Linked DNA regions of Homo sapiens: region 1 is linked to region 2. A link is an interaction called in ENCODE POLR2A ChIA-PET data of the cell type or tissue named here. Cell type or tissue: endothelial cell of umbilical vein. All regions are shown on one strand.

Region 1 (8,000 bases), 100 kb before region 2:
GTGAGTTAATAGACCTGAACAACAGACAGTCAACAGATCAATTTGGCTAGAAAAGTAGGCTCCTACAAAGGATAAACCTAAGTTTGAGTTGGGAAGGTGTTTGGTCATATCGTGGAAGACTTTGAAAGCTGTTGAAGTCTAGTTAATTTCACTTAGGAAATGGGGAGCCAATGATAGCTTACAAAGAATATTGACATTTTAAACATAATGTTTTAGGGAAAATATGATATAATAATCTTTAGGATAGATTGGAGAAGGCAGATTTTGGAGGAAGGGAAGCAGTTAAGAAGCCTTCACAGTGGTAAGATATTAGAGCCTGCACTTTTATGAGGATCAGGGACATAAAGAATTCCAAAGAAGGACTAAATGAAAAAAGCATTATTACAGAACAGACTACTGCCCCTCCTACCAAGCAAGTAATGGTCAAAAATATAAATTAAAGTCAACAGAATGTTCTCCTCCAAAGGCCTGGATTCTTAACAGAAAAGCCATTTTCTTCAGCTTTTAGATTTTTGAAGTAAATTGTAATAAAAATGAATCTGCATATAATTGGACTGTCCCAGAAACCACATCCTTTCAATAACAACGCAGGGAGGCGAGCTTGCTAAGTTGATGGTTGATGATGCTTCCTACATGAGGGCAAGATGCTGTGAACTAATTCCATTGTCTGCACACTTGGGATAGTATACCTCTAGAGAAGAATCTACATAGGCCTCAGCTAGCTTATCCCAGAAATATTAGTTCTTCAAATCAAGGTAAGGATTCTGAGAACAGAGCAATCCTTTCTTGCCTGGGTAGACAAGAATGTATATGGACATACATTGGCACTCTGTTCCATATTCCATTTGGAACCTGAAACAAAAACATCCCCTGACATGTGCTTTACATTCCGAATCCATGCATCCCTTGAGCACTGAAGCAACCTCAATGGGTGCTTCATTTGGAAAGCTGAGGCCAGCTCTGGGTCCTTTCCATCCTTGACTACTGCTCCAAATTGCCAACCATCCAATCATTTATGCCTTCTTACTTTAATTCTCATACTGCTCTATGCTATCTTCACTCCAGTTGCAACCATAATATTCCAGTCTTCTTCCAGTCTCCCTCCTCCTAATCCTCTCTCCTGTATTCCACAATATTCTCAGTCTCTTCACAGACTATTCCTCAGCTGAAGCCTGTGTTGTCCACGGAAGCACAGCTGCTTCAACAGCCTACCACACCTCAGCTGTCTACCATGGTGTTCCCTGAATCTTTTCCTCTATTGCACTCCTGAATGCCAACATTTCTCATTTTTCCTGCAGCTGACCTTTGACTTTATTAAGACATCCAGGCCATTTAACCCTCACTTTCTCCCAAACTCTCAGCTTCACATCCTTCCCTAGCCAGCTTAGACATTGTTATCCAACACTTAACCACTCTTTGGCTAACACTTGGTATAATCTGACCTCTTTATTCTGTCACTGCACCCACCCACTAAATCTCTTATCCTGGAAAAATCCAGTGTTAGACTTTTATGTTGGAAAGCAGAAGGATCATTCCAACCATAGGAGGGTGCTTAGGGCTACGAGACAATACTTTTTTCTTCTATAGTTAGCTCTCACTTTCTGTTCCCAAAACTGCTATACTAGAGTATATAGTTACATACTTTTACTGGTCTATTTCTCAATTATCTTTTGAATCTATTATGAGTAGAAACTGATTTTTGGCTCTGTATCCTCAGAGCCTCCCATAGCCTAGTTCATGGTTACCACTTAAAGCATTTTGCCCAAATGAATTAAAAACTTTATAAGGCTTTTTTACTTCTGAGACTTAGTAACTATTAGGCATTGTCTTTAGGCACTTCCTTTGCCCAGACTTGGCATTCTTTCCTCTAATCCTAATTCTACATTCAGAAAGGTTCTGCTTGGCATCAGTAAAGCCACTCCAATGCTCAGAAATTTCAGAGACACTCCTGCTAGTTGGTGTTTCTGTCCACATGATGGTTGAAAGGATCAAATCAGACATGCATGAGAATAGAAGTATACTCGTTATAAAGAGTGTGTTAGTTTTCACCCTCATAAATGCTCCTACAAATTCTGAGAATGTCGGAATCAAACTGTCTGGAGATGATTCTTTTCTTATTTGCTTTTGTCTGATAAAAGCATTCAGTTTTTCACTACTAAAGCTGGGAGTGTATATTAAATTGTCTGTTGATAAATAAGCTATATAAAGCTTAAATTTTTGTTTAAAGAGAAAATGTAAAATCTAAAGACCCACTACGTATAATTCCATTCACTGAAAGATGGGGTAGTATTGTGAAACAAACAAGCAAACAAAACTCAACTTAACAGTCAAAAGATGGGTTTGAGTCCTAACTGTGACTACGGACAATCTACTTAATCTCTCCATATTTGAATTTCCCCTTTTCAGGGGTGATATTCAAATACTGACTAGTATGGCAGACATACTGATCAGTTGGAACCAATACTGGCTATAATGCAGGGTCCTGGCAGCTCCCTGCTATGCCAGGCATTAACTGGTTGGTTGTTAAATTCTGGGGAGATCTCTGGGGGTCAGAAAGAAGGGACCAGAGAAGAGGAATGGGAATGCTTGAGGGGTTCCAGTGGCTATTTACCAAAGGTTCTAAAGTATTTTAATGTTTAAATAAAAAGTATGAGATAGAGCTGGGTTCAGAGCAAAATGGTAGTATAGAAAGCTCCACCAGTCATCCTCCCCACAAGGATATCAATTTAACAACTACCTACACACAAAAAAAAGCACCTCCATAAGAACCAAAAATCAGGTGAGCACTCACAGTACTTGGTTTTAACTTCTTATCACTGAAAGAGGCACTGAAGAGGTAGAAAAAAAAGTCTTGAATCACCAACACCACCCCTCCCCACAGGCCCACAGCAGCAGTGTGGTGCAGAGTATTCCTGTGCCCTGGGGAAAGGAGAGAACAGAAATTGTGAGGCATTGAACTCAGTGCAGCCTTGTTATAGCAGAAAACAAAACCATACCAAACTCAGCTGATGCCCACCCACAGAGGAAGCATTTAAACCAGACCTAGCCGGAGGAGAATTGCCAGTCCCAGCAATTTGAACTTAACTTCCTGCAAGCCTCATAACTTAAGGCTAAAGTGCTCTGGGCCTCTAAATAAACTTGAAAGGTAGTCTAGGCCACAAGGACTGCAAACTCTAAGCAAGTCCTACTGCTAAACTGGGCTCAGAGCCAGTGGACTGTGGGGGCATGCAAGTTAGCCACCAGCCAGCGTGGCTAAACGAATGCTGGCATTACCCCTCCTCTAGCCTCAGGCTACACAGCTTATGGCCCCAAAAGAGGCCTCTTTCCTCTGCTTGAGGAGAGGAGAGGGAAGAATGGGAAGGACTTTGTCTTGCATCTTGGATACCAACTGAGCCATGGCAGGATAGTGCCCCAGTCAGGGTGCTGAGACCCCTGTTCCAAGCCCCTAGCTCCCAGACATTTCTAGATACAAAATGGGCCTGAAGGGAACCCACTACCTTGAAGAAAAGGACCCAGTCCTGGCAAGATTCATTACCTGGTAACAGAAAAATCCTTGAGCCCTTGAATAACCAGCAGTGATACCCAGGTGCTATGTTGAGGGCCTTGCTTGAAACTCTGAGACTTGCTGGTTTCAGGTATCAGCTGGGCCACAGGGAGGTAGAGTCTTTATTAGTTTTGTAGTTTTCTTTTTCTTTTGTGCTTGTTCTTTATTGACAAAAAAGTGTCATTATCAGCTTAAAATAATGGGTTATAAGATACTATTTGCAAGCCTCATGGTACCCTCAAAGCAAAAAGCAGACAATGTATATACAAAAAATAGAAAGCAAGAAACTAAATCACATTATCAGAGAAAGTCACCTAGGAAGGAAGGAAGGAAGGAAGGAAAAAGGGAAAAAAGGGACAAAAGGGAGAGAAGGAAGGAGAGGGAGGAAGGAAGGGAGGAAGGAAGGAAGGGAAGAAGGGAGGGAAGGAAGGGAGGGAGGCGGGCAGAGAGGGAAAAAGAGAAAGAGAAAGAAAGAAAAAGAGAGAGAGAAAGAAAGAAAAGGAAAGAAAGAGAAAGAAAGAAAGAGAAAGAAGGAAAGAAAGAAAGAAGGAAAGAAAGAAAGAAAGAAAGAAAGAAAGAAAGAAAGAAAGAAAGAAAGAAAGAAAGAAAGAAAGAAAAATAAATGACTAACAAAATGGCAGGAGTAAGTCCTTACTTACCAATAACAACATTGAATGTAAGTGAACTAAACTCTCCAGTCAAAAAGCAGAGGGGTTAAATGGATTAAAAACAAACAAGATCCAATGACCTGTTGCCTACAAGAAATACATTTCATCTATAACGACACAAATAAACTGAAAATAAAGGGATAGAAAAAGATATTCCATGCCAATAGAAACCACAAAAGAGAAGCAGTAGCTATACTTTTATCAGACAAAATAGATTTCAAGACAAAAACTATGAGAAGAGACAAAGATGGTCACTATATAACGACAAAGAGGTCAATTTAGCAAAAGTATATAACAATTGTAAATACATATGCACCCAACACTGGAGCACCCAGACATATAAAGCAAACATTATTAGAGCTAAAAAGAGAGATAAACACCAACACAATAATAGCTAGAGACTTCAATACCCCATTTTCAGAACTGGACAGATCTCCTAGACAGGAAATTAACAAAGAAACATCATACTTAATCTGCTCTATTGACCAAATGAATCTCATAAATATTTACAGAACTTTCATCCTCACATTCTTCTCCTCACCACATGGATAATTCTCAAGGATAGACCATATGTTAGGTTACAAAACAAGTCTTAAAACATTCAAAAAATTGAAATAATATCAAGAATTTTCTCTGACCACAATGGGATAAAACTAGAAATCAATAACAAGAGGAATTTTGAAAACTATATGAATACATGGAAATTGAACAATATGCTCTTGAATGACCAGTGGGTCAATGAAAATTGAAAAAATTCTTGAAACAAATGATAATGGAAATTCAACATAGCAAAACCTATGGGATACAGAAAAAGCATCATTAAAGTGGAAGTTTATACCTGTAAATGTCTACATCAAAAAAGAAGAAAAACTTCAAATAAATGACTTCATGATGCATCTGAAAGAACTAGAAAAGAACAAACCAAACTCAAAGTTATTGGAAGAAAGGAAATAATAAAGATCTGAGCAGAAATAAATGAAATTGAAACGATGAAAAAATACAAAAGATCAATGAAACAAAAAGGTTTTTTTTTTTGAAAAATTAAACAAAATTGACCAACCTTTAGTGCGACTAAGAAAAAAGAGAGAAGATCCAAGGAAATAAAACCAGAGATGAAAGAGAACACATTACAAGTGATACCACAGAAATTCAAAGGCTGATTAGTGGTTACTATGAGCAACTATTTGCCAACAAATTGGAAAATCTAGAAGAGATAGACAAATTCCTAGACACATACAACCTACCAAGATTGATCCAGGAAGAAAGCCAAAACCTGAACAGATGAATAACAGGTAATGCGATTAAGGCCATAATAAAAAGTCTCTTAGTGAAGAAAAACCTGGGACCTGATGGCCTCACTAATGAATTCTAGCAAGCCTTTAAGAACAAACACCAATCCTACTCAAACTATTCCAAGAAATAAAAGAGGAGGAAATACTTCCAAACTCATCCTATGAAGTATTACCCTGATACCAAAAACAAAGACATCAAAAAAAAAAAGTACACTAAAGTCCAGTATCTCTGACAAATATTGAGGCAAAAATCCTTAATAAAATATTAGCAAAATGAATTTCACAATACATTAAAAAGATGATTCATCATGGCCAAGCAGGATTTATGCCAGGAATGTAAGAATGGTTCAACATACCTAAAGCAATCAATGTGATACATCATATCAACAGAATGAAGGACAAAAACCATATGATCATTTCAATCCATGCTGAAAAAGCATTTGATAAAATTCAACCTGTCTTCATGATAACAACCTCAAAAACTTGGATATAGGAGAAATATACCTCAACATAATAAAAGGCATATATGACAAATCCACAGCTAGTATCATATTGAATGGGGAAAAACTGAAAGCCTTTCTTCTAAGATCTGGAACATGACAAGGATGCTCACTTTCACCACTGTTATTCAACATAGTGTTGGAAGTCCTAGCTAGAGCAGTCAGACATGAGAAGTAAATAAAGGGCATCAAATTGGAAATGAAGAATTCATATAACCTTGTTTGCAAATGACATGATCTTATACTTTGAAAAATCTCAAGACTCCTCCAAAAACTATTAGAACTGATAAACAAATTCAGTAAAGCTACAGGATAAAAAATCAACATACAAAAATCAGTAGCATTTCTATATGCCAAAATGAATAATGTGAAAAATAAGTTTTGAAAAAGTAATCCCATGTACAAAAGCCACAAAATTAAATAGCTAGGAATTAACAAAGTGGAAGATCTCTATAATGAATACTATACAACACTGAAAAAATAAATTGAAAGGAATACAAAAAATAAAAAGATACTGCATGTTTATGAATAGAATCAATATTGTTAAAATGTCCATACTACCCAAAGCAATCTACAGATTCAATGCAATCCCTATCAGGATACCAATGACATTCATCATATAAATAGAAAAAATAGTCCTAAGATTTATATGGAACCACAAAAGATCCAAAAACTAGAAGAATCACATTACCTAACTTCAAATTATGCTACCGAACTACAGTAACCAAAACAGCATGGTACTGGTGAAAAAAAAAAAAAAAAAAAAAAAACCAGACACACAGACCAATGGAACAGAACACAGAAGCCAGAAACAAACCCACATGCCTGGGAAAATATAGTTTCTTCAATAAATGGTACTGGGAAAACTGGATATCCATATGCAGAAGAATGCAACTAGACCTCTCTCTCTCTCCATATACAAAAATCAAATTAAAATGGATTATAGACTTAAATCTAAGACCTCAAACTATGGAACTACTACAATATTGGGGAAACTCTCTAAGACACTGGTCTGACCAAAAATTTCTTGAGCAATACCCCACAAACACAGGCAACCAAAGTAAAAATGGACAAATGGGATCTAATCAAGTTAAAAAAACTTCTGTACAGCAAAGAAAACTATCAACAAAGTAAAGAGACAATCCACGGAATGGTAGAAAATATTGGCAAACTACCCATCTGACAAGGGATTAATAACCAGACTATATAGGGAGCTCAAACAATTCTGTAGTAAACAATCTAATAATCAGATTTTAAAATGGGCAAAAGATTTGAATAGACATTTCTCAAAAGAAATGGCAAACAGACATATGAAAAGGGGCTCAACAACATTTATCATCAGAGAAATGCAATTCAAAACTACAATGAGATACCGTCTCACCACAGTTAAAATGGCTTATATCCAAAAGACAGGCAGTAACAAATGCTGATGAGAATGTGGAGAAAAGGGAACCCACATACACTGGTGGTAAGAATGTCCATTACTACAGCTACTGTATTAGGATTCTCTAGAGGGACAGAACTAATAGGATACACTGTATATAAAATCTCCTATCATATGTATATATATCCTATTATATATATGTGGGTGTGTGTATAATATGTATAAAGGGGAGTTTATTATATACATATATACACATATACATATATACATATATACACATATATACATATACATATATACATACATATATATACACATATATACACATATACACATACATACATATACACACATATATATACATATATACACAGACATATATATACACAGATGTATATGTAAAGGGGAGTTAATTTTAAGTATTCACTTACACAATCACAAGGTCCCACAATAGGCTATCTGCAAGCTGAGGAGCAGGAAGAGCCAGTCTGAGTCCAAAAACTGAAGAACTTGGAGTTTGATGTTTAAGGGCAGGAAGCATCCAGCACAAGAGAAAGATGTAGGCTGCGAGGCTAGGCCAGTTTCTCCTTTTCAGGTTTTTCTGCCTACTTT
Region 2 (8,000 bases):
TACCCATCTAACACACATAGTCTCTGTTATTTATTCACATCATTTGCCTAGTCCCTCTGGGCATTGAGTTTGCACCTAATGTATCTAGCATGGTGCTGGGCACACCTACTGCACACTCACTGTGTACTAAGCACTTTTCCCATACCATTGCATTTTATCCTCATAGCAATTTTGCAAGGCAGCTTTCTTTACTCTGTGGTATAGCTGAGCAAACTAAGGCTTAGAGACGTTGAATAACTACTAAGTTTATCTAGAAAGTGACAGATACAAAAAAAAAAGTCAAGTCTTTCTTGTCTGACTCTAATGTCCATGCTGGGAAGTGGGTGAGCAAGGGATATCCAGAGAGAAATTTGGCACAGTCCGATTTATCATTTTCATTTTCTTTGGTGAAACAACTTTCTTCTTTCTTGCCCATGGAATCTTTAATAGGGACTCTCCTAACAAAAGAACCACTGTATTATGTAATTTGAGTCGTTAAAAAAGCACATCTTAAGACCGCTAGACAGAGTGAGAGTGGACTGGCTTGGCGTGGAAGACCTGGGGGAATTTCTCACCCCCTTAAGGATCCTGGGGTTTCCCATGAGAGTCCAATAGAGTGTACATCCCCAGCAGTCCCCAAACATGCCCTATACTGTCCTCTCTGATGCCTCCCTTGTCTTAGAATCCTCTCTGTATTATTTTTTTTTTTTAGACAGAGTCTCACTCTGTCACCCAGGCTGGAGTGCAGTGGCGCTATATCGGCTCACTGCAATCTCCGCCTGCCGGATTCAAACAATTCTCCAGCCTCAGCCTCCCAGTAGCCGGTAGTACAGGTGCAGGTGTCCACACCCAGCTAATTTTTGTATTTTTAGTAAAGCCGGGATTTCACCATGTTGGCCAGGCCTGTCTCAAACTCCTGACCTCAAGTGATCCACCTTCCTTGGCCTCCCAAAGTGCTGGGTTTACAGGTGTGAGCCACCACCTGGCCTGCATTATCACTTTCTAGCAACTTCCCTCTGACCCTTTGAGGCCCAAGCCCAATTCAGCCTCTTCCATGAGGTCATCCCCAACTAGACTCCCTCCTGTGGCCACCCCTAGCTCTTACAACCGTCAGTGCTCACTGTTGACCCTGAGCGATGTGTTCACACACATTCTTCCGATCTCCCAAGCCAGACAGCAAGCCTGCAACACTAAGCTCACTGCCCAACACACAGCACATCTATGGTGACTGATTAATGTCAGATTGGATGTTTCTCATTTTCAAAAAACTGAATGAAAAAAATTTATATTCTTGGTTTAGCACTTCCCATGTATATCCTTGAAGCTTGCCATTTCTCCTTTTCAGCTAATAACGTTATGGTCACTGTGAGGTGGGAAACAGTGTAAAAGGAATAAAGAAAAGTTGCCTGAGAACTTTTAAGGATCAAGTCTTTGGTCTTCGCTCTCTTTCCATTCATTCATTCATTCATTCTACAAACATTATTGGCCATGTAATATGTGCCCTTGAAATGGGCACTAGAAACACAAAAATGAACAAGATGGGATTTTACCTCCAAGAAGATCTCATTCTGGTTGGAGAAAGACATAAGAAAACAATTATTACATTAAACAGCAAGGAGGACTCTGTCAGAAGACTGGAGCATGGGGAAGGAAGGTCAAAGCCAAGCCATGGGAAAATGACTCTATTCTTCTGTGCCTTAGTTATCTCACACAGCAAGAGAGAAATAACTGTTCTACCTTTGCGAGGCTTAATGCAATCAAAGGAAGGAAAACATTGGATGTGTAAGGTATCGTTATGGAAACTCACTTTTGTTCTTCCACTGGTCTTGACAGCCTTCATTAATCTTCTCACCCTTGTTTACCCAAAAAAAAAGTGACTCACAGTTACATAACAATTACCCAAAAAATAGTGACTCACCTTACATAACAATTAGTGATAAAGTTAATTAGAATCCAGATTTCTTAACTCTTATTTTTCAGCAATTGCTCACTGTTTAACACGAAAGATCACTTCAAGTAAGAGATAAATGGAAGCAAAAGCTCATTGGGAATAGACTAAAAACACATACATATGAAGGTCATCCATTTCTTTTTGGATATTGAATTTGGGATAAGATCACCTTGAGTCTGGAGCATGGGAGACTGGTCAGCAGTGGTGGCCCCAGCCATGGCAGGTGGCTTCTTACAGGACTATGAGTCCCATGGAGGATGTGGCAGGAGAGTTGGCAGGTGGAGAAGGATGAATCCTGACTCCTCTGTCTTTCTCTACATCAAGATAGTGGAGCATGCATGCTTTACACAATGTGTTTTGTCATTTATTCCTTACAACAACCCAGTGAAGTATGTTCCATTATTATCCTCATTTTACAGAGAAGGGAACTAACGGCATTTTTTTTTTTGGAAACAGAGACTTGCTCTGTAGCCTAGGTTGGAGTACAGTGTCGCTCAGCTCACTGCAACCTCTGCATCCCAGTTTCAAACCAGGTTCAAGCAATTCTCGCACCTCAGCCTCCTGAGTAGCTGGGATTTCAGGCATGCACCACCACGCCTGGCTAATTTTTTTTGTATTTTTAGTACAGATGGGGTTTTGCCATGTTGGCCAGGCTAGTTACTAACTCCTGGCCTCAAGTGATCTGCCTGCCATGGCCTCCAAAAGTGCTGGAATTACAGGTGTGAGCCACCGCGCCCAGCCTCTAACAACATCTTGATTAGAGAAAATCTTGTGCTAACTAACATGGTCATTGTTTTAATCAACCTTCCCGCAAAAAGGGAGGGCAGGAGGGAATTATTCAGAGCAAAATTTCCACTGATTTTCTCCTCAAAATGTGGAATAAGAAGAAAACCCAGAGAAGAATGCCCAAAGCAGATGTAGTGGAAGCTTCCCCACCAAACATCCTTGGCAACCAGTACCTCAGAGAGCAATCCAGCAATAATGGCAATTACCCAGCATCACAGCAGACACGTCAGGAGAACAGAAGCACAGGCCTGCCTCCCACTGCTCACAACTGGCTCAGGGGAAAAAGGAAAAACATGGGGCTTTGGGGTGCCAATTATGCATTGTTGAACACTGAAAACTAACAATGGCATTCACTCAAAAATCCAAAAGGCCCGTGAGTCATTTCTGACAAGCATAACAAGTCCTAGCTAAATACTTTAAGAAACCTTCTGATTTAAAACAAAATTATCATTTAAATCAAACTTGGGTACTGTTAATTGTTCTGTGACTCACTCAAAGAGTGCTTTGTGTGAATTTTACTTTACTTATTTTCCCCTTCAATAAGCTAAGAACCTTGATTCTATCAGTTGGAGCTTGTCAGAGAGAGGGGCTTGATGGGGAAGGAAAATTATGAATAATGGAGTAGTCAGAAAGGAGATACCTCAGTCCTAATCCTCCTTTTTAGGGAGGAAAACTGAAGATTCAACAAAGCCACCAGGTGAATGGTCTGACCTGTCTTTTGTGTAATAAAAATAAGCTATGAAGCATTTCCCACTGGAACTATTGAGAGATACATCAATTACCATTCTTGTGGGCAGCAGGCTAATCCTTCCAACTTGGATCATACTGAATAGGTCATGTGTCCACGGTAACCCTGTCTTCTTGTCAAACCATCTATGTTGATACATGTAGCTGTGTAGGGTCCCCCTCATCTGCCTTACACCCTGGAAGAAACAGAGGCCTCTGACCTCACTCTTTCCTAAAGAGCAGCTCTTTCAATCAACAGACTTTCACTGGAACACCTACCTTGCACCAACTATTCTGAATTCAGAGTCCATCTCTTCTCTCTGGGAATGTACAGGCTACCGAGACAGAACCATGGAAACAAAACTGGAATGAAATATGATTACTGTAATAGAGGTAAGTACATGGAACCACAGGAAATAAAGAAAAAAAAAGGTAATACCAAACAACTTGTAAGAACTGGGGACAGAAAGAGGGTCAGGGAAGAGTTATCAAATGAGTGACATTTGAACTAGGCAGTAAAGGGTAAGTAAGAGTTTTCCATATACTTATGTTTCCTGCTCATCTGTAAGATCTCTGTGGTAGGATCAGGTTTTGTTCAGAGCTGTATTTCTAGGCTGAGCACAGTGGCCCAAGCTTCTAATCCTAGCACTTTGGGAAGCTGAGGCAGGAGAATTGTTTAAGGCCAAGAGTTCAAGACCAACCTGGCCAACATAGCAAAACACTATCTCTATTTTTATTTATTTATTTATTTATTTATTTATTTATTTACTTATTTGAGACAGAGTTTCACTCTTGTTGCCAGGCTGGAGTGCAGTGGCACAATCTCATCTCACTGCATCCTCCACCTCTAGAGTTCAAGCTATTCTCCTGCCTCAGCCTCCCAAGTAGCTGGGATTACAGGCATCTGCCACCAAGCTGGCTAATTTTTTGTATTTTTACTAGAGACAGGGTTTCACCATGTTGGCCAGGCTGGTCCTGAACGCCTCACCACAGGTGATACACCCGCCTTGGCCTCCCAAAGTGCTGGGATTACAAGGCATGAGCCACCACGCCTGGCCTCCCCATCTCTGTTTGTTTGTTTGTTTGTTTGTTTATTCATTTATTTTAAGCTGTATTACTAGCAACTAGGACTTTTCTTGAGACAGGCAGGAAGGAGAGAAGGAGGGAAGGAGGGAGGGAAGGAGGGAGGGAAAGAGGGAGGGAAGGAAGGAAGGAGGGAGGGAGGTAGGGAAGAAGGGAAAGATTTTCATTTCACAGGCATGGAAAAGGGGTATAGCAGACATCCTTTGACTTGCCCCACCCCTGTTCTCTGGAATCTGCCTGTCTTGCCCATAGGCATTGTATTAACAATATGTTTCATCTCTTCTGCTTGAACCTGGCCCCTGAACATGGTTGACCAGTCCAGAAACGGGCTGTCGACATGAAGTAAACCAGAGTGCCTTGAGAATTTGACATTAGAACCCAAAAAAGAGGCTTAGCCTCTGGATAATTGAATCTATAGCTGATAAACCCGGGAGCTGTGGGGAGTCCATGTCTTCTACCATGTGAGCAGGGAGCAAAGAAGCCAATTTACAAAGAGCAAAGAATGAAGTGGATGTGCAGAGATGAGAACCAAGGAGAAATGAGAGATAGGAAATACAAACTAATCTCTCCTGCCTCCCAGATCCTTGTTCCTGATACATTCCTGTTTTTAGGTTATTTATGAGTCTCCTCATTTTCTTAGTAAATTTTCTCTTTTTTATGTAAGCCAGCTTTACTTGTTTTCTGATATTTGGAACCAAAAGCATTTTATCCGTTGACAGTGAAGTTTGGGGTAGAGAGGATTCTAGGCAGAGGCTTAACATGAACAAATGCCCTGAGGTCTGAAAGGGCTTGGTTGTTTGAAGAATAGGGAGGAATTTGGTTCTCCATTAACCAAAACAAAGGAATAGGGTCCTGGGATGCCAGAAAATCCCAAATAAAAAGGCACAAGTCATGCTAGAAACATCCACCTTTCTCTGAAAATTCCTACATTTGGAATGTGCTTAGGAATCATAGTCAAAAAGTCTGAGAAGGGTGTTCAAGTTCTATCAGCAAATGAGTACAAATAAAAATCTTACAAGGGCCTGCACTGCATAGGCTTCGGAGACTAATGAAGTTCTAAAATTTGGAAAGGGTCAGCAGGATCAGAGAATAGATATCAGACCTGAGGAGAGACTCATACACTTAAAATAGGACAAAGTTTGCTCACTTACAGAGAGATGCAATGATCACAGGCCCATGAATACTTGAAGTCTACCTGTGTGAGACATTCCATACTATCTGACCATAGGATCACAAAGTCCCTGTGAATACTAATTAGAATTTACCTATATGCACTCTCCATTCTCCACACAAATGTTAATTTTCCATCATGCTCTTCTGTACCTCCTGAATCATGTTGGAAGTCATTACAATAGCTCCTGATACATTTTCAGCCTTTCATCTGCTGTTAGGCAGAATCCCATGCACCAAGGTATAGGAAAATAAGTATCCTAATGTCCTTCTACCCATTCATATTATAGAAACACAGTGTGGGCCAAGGACTACCAAAGGACTTCCAGAAACCCCAACTTAGCATATCACATATTAAACAGATATGTAGGGTAGAGCTTATTAGCATTACAAATGGCATTGCAACATGAGTTTTCTCTTTCAAAAGATTGGTTTTCAAGGTTACTTTAACTTGCCTGCTTCTCCAGTGCAATTAAAATATCATGTGATTTTTTTCCAAACAGCATTTACGCACACTCTCCCAGGAATTCTATTATTGTTATGTGATGGGTTTGACCTATATTAAACTTAAGATCTTTCACAAAAGTAATTCCAAATCACAGCTCTGGAAAGTTTTTCAAGGAAGTCAAGAGTAGAAGTTGCTTTTTGCTGCATCAACACAAGAGGAGACGTGAATGAAGTCAGTCCCTTTTGGTTTTAATAATTCACTGCTTGATGTTATCTATGTCCATGTGACCACAGGCTTGGGTATCGAGCATGCACTCAACAACATCCCAGGCGCATAAATAAACCATCTTCTGCTCTGAGTCCAGGAAACAGTTATTGATCTTTCCCTACCTGACTTTCCTGGGGATTTCTAAAATAGCTTGTCTTAAGAGAATTAAAGACTCAAATATTTTTCTTTTGTTCTTTGACCAATATAAAATCACCAACGACTTGCAAAAGATGAATTCTGACAGAGAAACATTAGCATTTGCTTTTGATGGCCAAAGTAACTGCCCTGGTAACTTAGCCTGGAAGTTAAGATACAAAAGGAAAAATTCAGTCTCTTGGCCACCAAGGCCATTTTGCTCTGTCAAGAATCAGACTCTGAATTATAGCTCTGGGACCTTGATCAGCCAAAAATCAGGCCATATGATCTCCATGGATCTAATGGGACAAAGAGATACTGTGGTGCAGAAATTCCACATACTCAGTTGCCCATTTTGAATACTCAACTGAAAATCTAGATGTTAGCCCTAGCTCCAACAGGCTACGTGGTCTCAGAAAAATCCTGTTGTTCCTTGGAGCTCAGTTTCTCCATCAGCCAGATATCAATGGTTTGTCACCCATCAGGCATTTCCTTCCCCTCTGATCATATCCCACTACAGAGGCTACAAATGCTGATTCACACTTTCCTAGCCATCTTTGGGGTCAGGTTCCTGTGAGATGTGTGGACAAGTCATGTGGGGGGATTCTAGATGCATATCATCCTTGGAAAACAGACATAAGAGGAAACTACTCTCTCACCACCCCCAGATACTCTCTTGATTTCTCCTTTACACCTTTTCATGGAAGATGTGAGGCTTGGATGTTGCCACACACACATAACAGAGAAGAAAGATTGGAAGAACCTGCATCGTTGAGGGGGTATCACTGAGCCAATGAACTAGACTATAACATCCTCCAGACTTCTTGTTAAGTAAATAACTCATGTCCTTAGGATGGAAAACAAGGTTGGTGGGTTTTCTGTTATTCATAGCCAAAGTATTTCAACTGACACATACATCTGTAAAATACGAGGGTCAGACTGGAGTCTCTAGGGTTCTTTCTAGCTGTAAAATTTCTTAGGTAATTTGTATGTCCCTTCTTAGCACCATCAAAGTCTCTTCCCTTGGCTGGCTTGCTCAAGAAGAACAAGTAAAACCATGCAGTTCCCAAAGGTTGTTCTTCAAAATTATAAATTAATAGCAATTGTATTGCTTCCCCTATAAGAAAATGGAGCCTCTGACTCACCAGTGGTAGAGTATGATTTTGGCAGAGCATGACTTTGGCAGAGCAGTGAGCATGCACACTAAGCATCTCCAACCTGGCACATGATCAAGTGCATTGTTAAGACAATGTCACTGATCTTTAGAAAATGCAAATCAAAACCACAATGAGATACCATCTCACACCAGTCAGAATGACTATTATTAAAAAGTCAAAAAATAGTGGATGCTGGTGAGGTTGTGGAGAAAAAGGAACACTTATACACAGATAATGTAGTGTAAATTAGTTCAGCCATTGTGGAAGATAGTGTGGTGACTCCTCAAAGACCTGAAGA

Evidence for each region. ChIA-PET counts read pairs that join two places held together with the same protein. Peaks named below come from ENCODE experiments on the same cell type or tissue, not always from the same donor. Only the 100,000 strongest peaks of a DNase experiment are listed, where the experiment ranks them.
Region 1: POLR2A ChIA-PET joins it to region 2 with 5 read pairs; 3 of 35 experiments call an interaction of 5 or more read pairs at or near these places.

The regions. Positions count from the first base shown.
Region 1 is chr11:109,136,228-109,144,227 of GRCh38, reverse strand. No RefSeq gene overlaps it. Among named protein-coding and RNA genes, the nearest start is that of C11orf87, 280 kb to the left of the region's middle. In endothelial cell of umbilical vein, no CTCF peak of the experiment used is centred here; no DNase peak of the experiment used is centred here.
Region 2 is chr11:109,033,578-109,041,577 of GRCh38, reverse strand. No RefSeq gene overlaps it. Among named protein-coding and RNA genes, the nearest start is that of DDX10, 370 kb to the right of the region's middle. In endothelial cell of umbilical vein, no CTCF peak of the experiment used is centred here; DNase peaks (open chromatin) are centred at 3,017, 7,087 and 7,717; H3K27ac peaks cover 2,721 bases.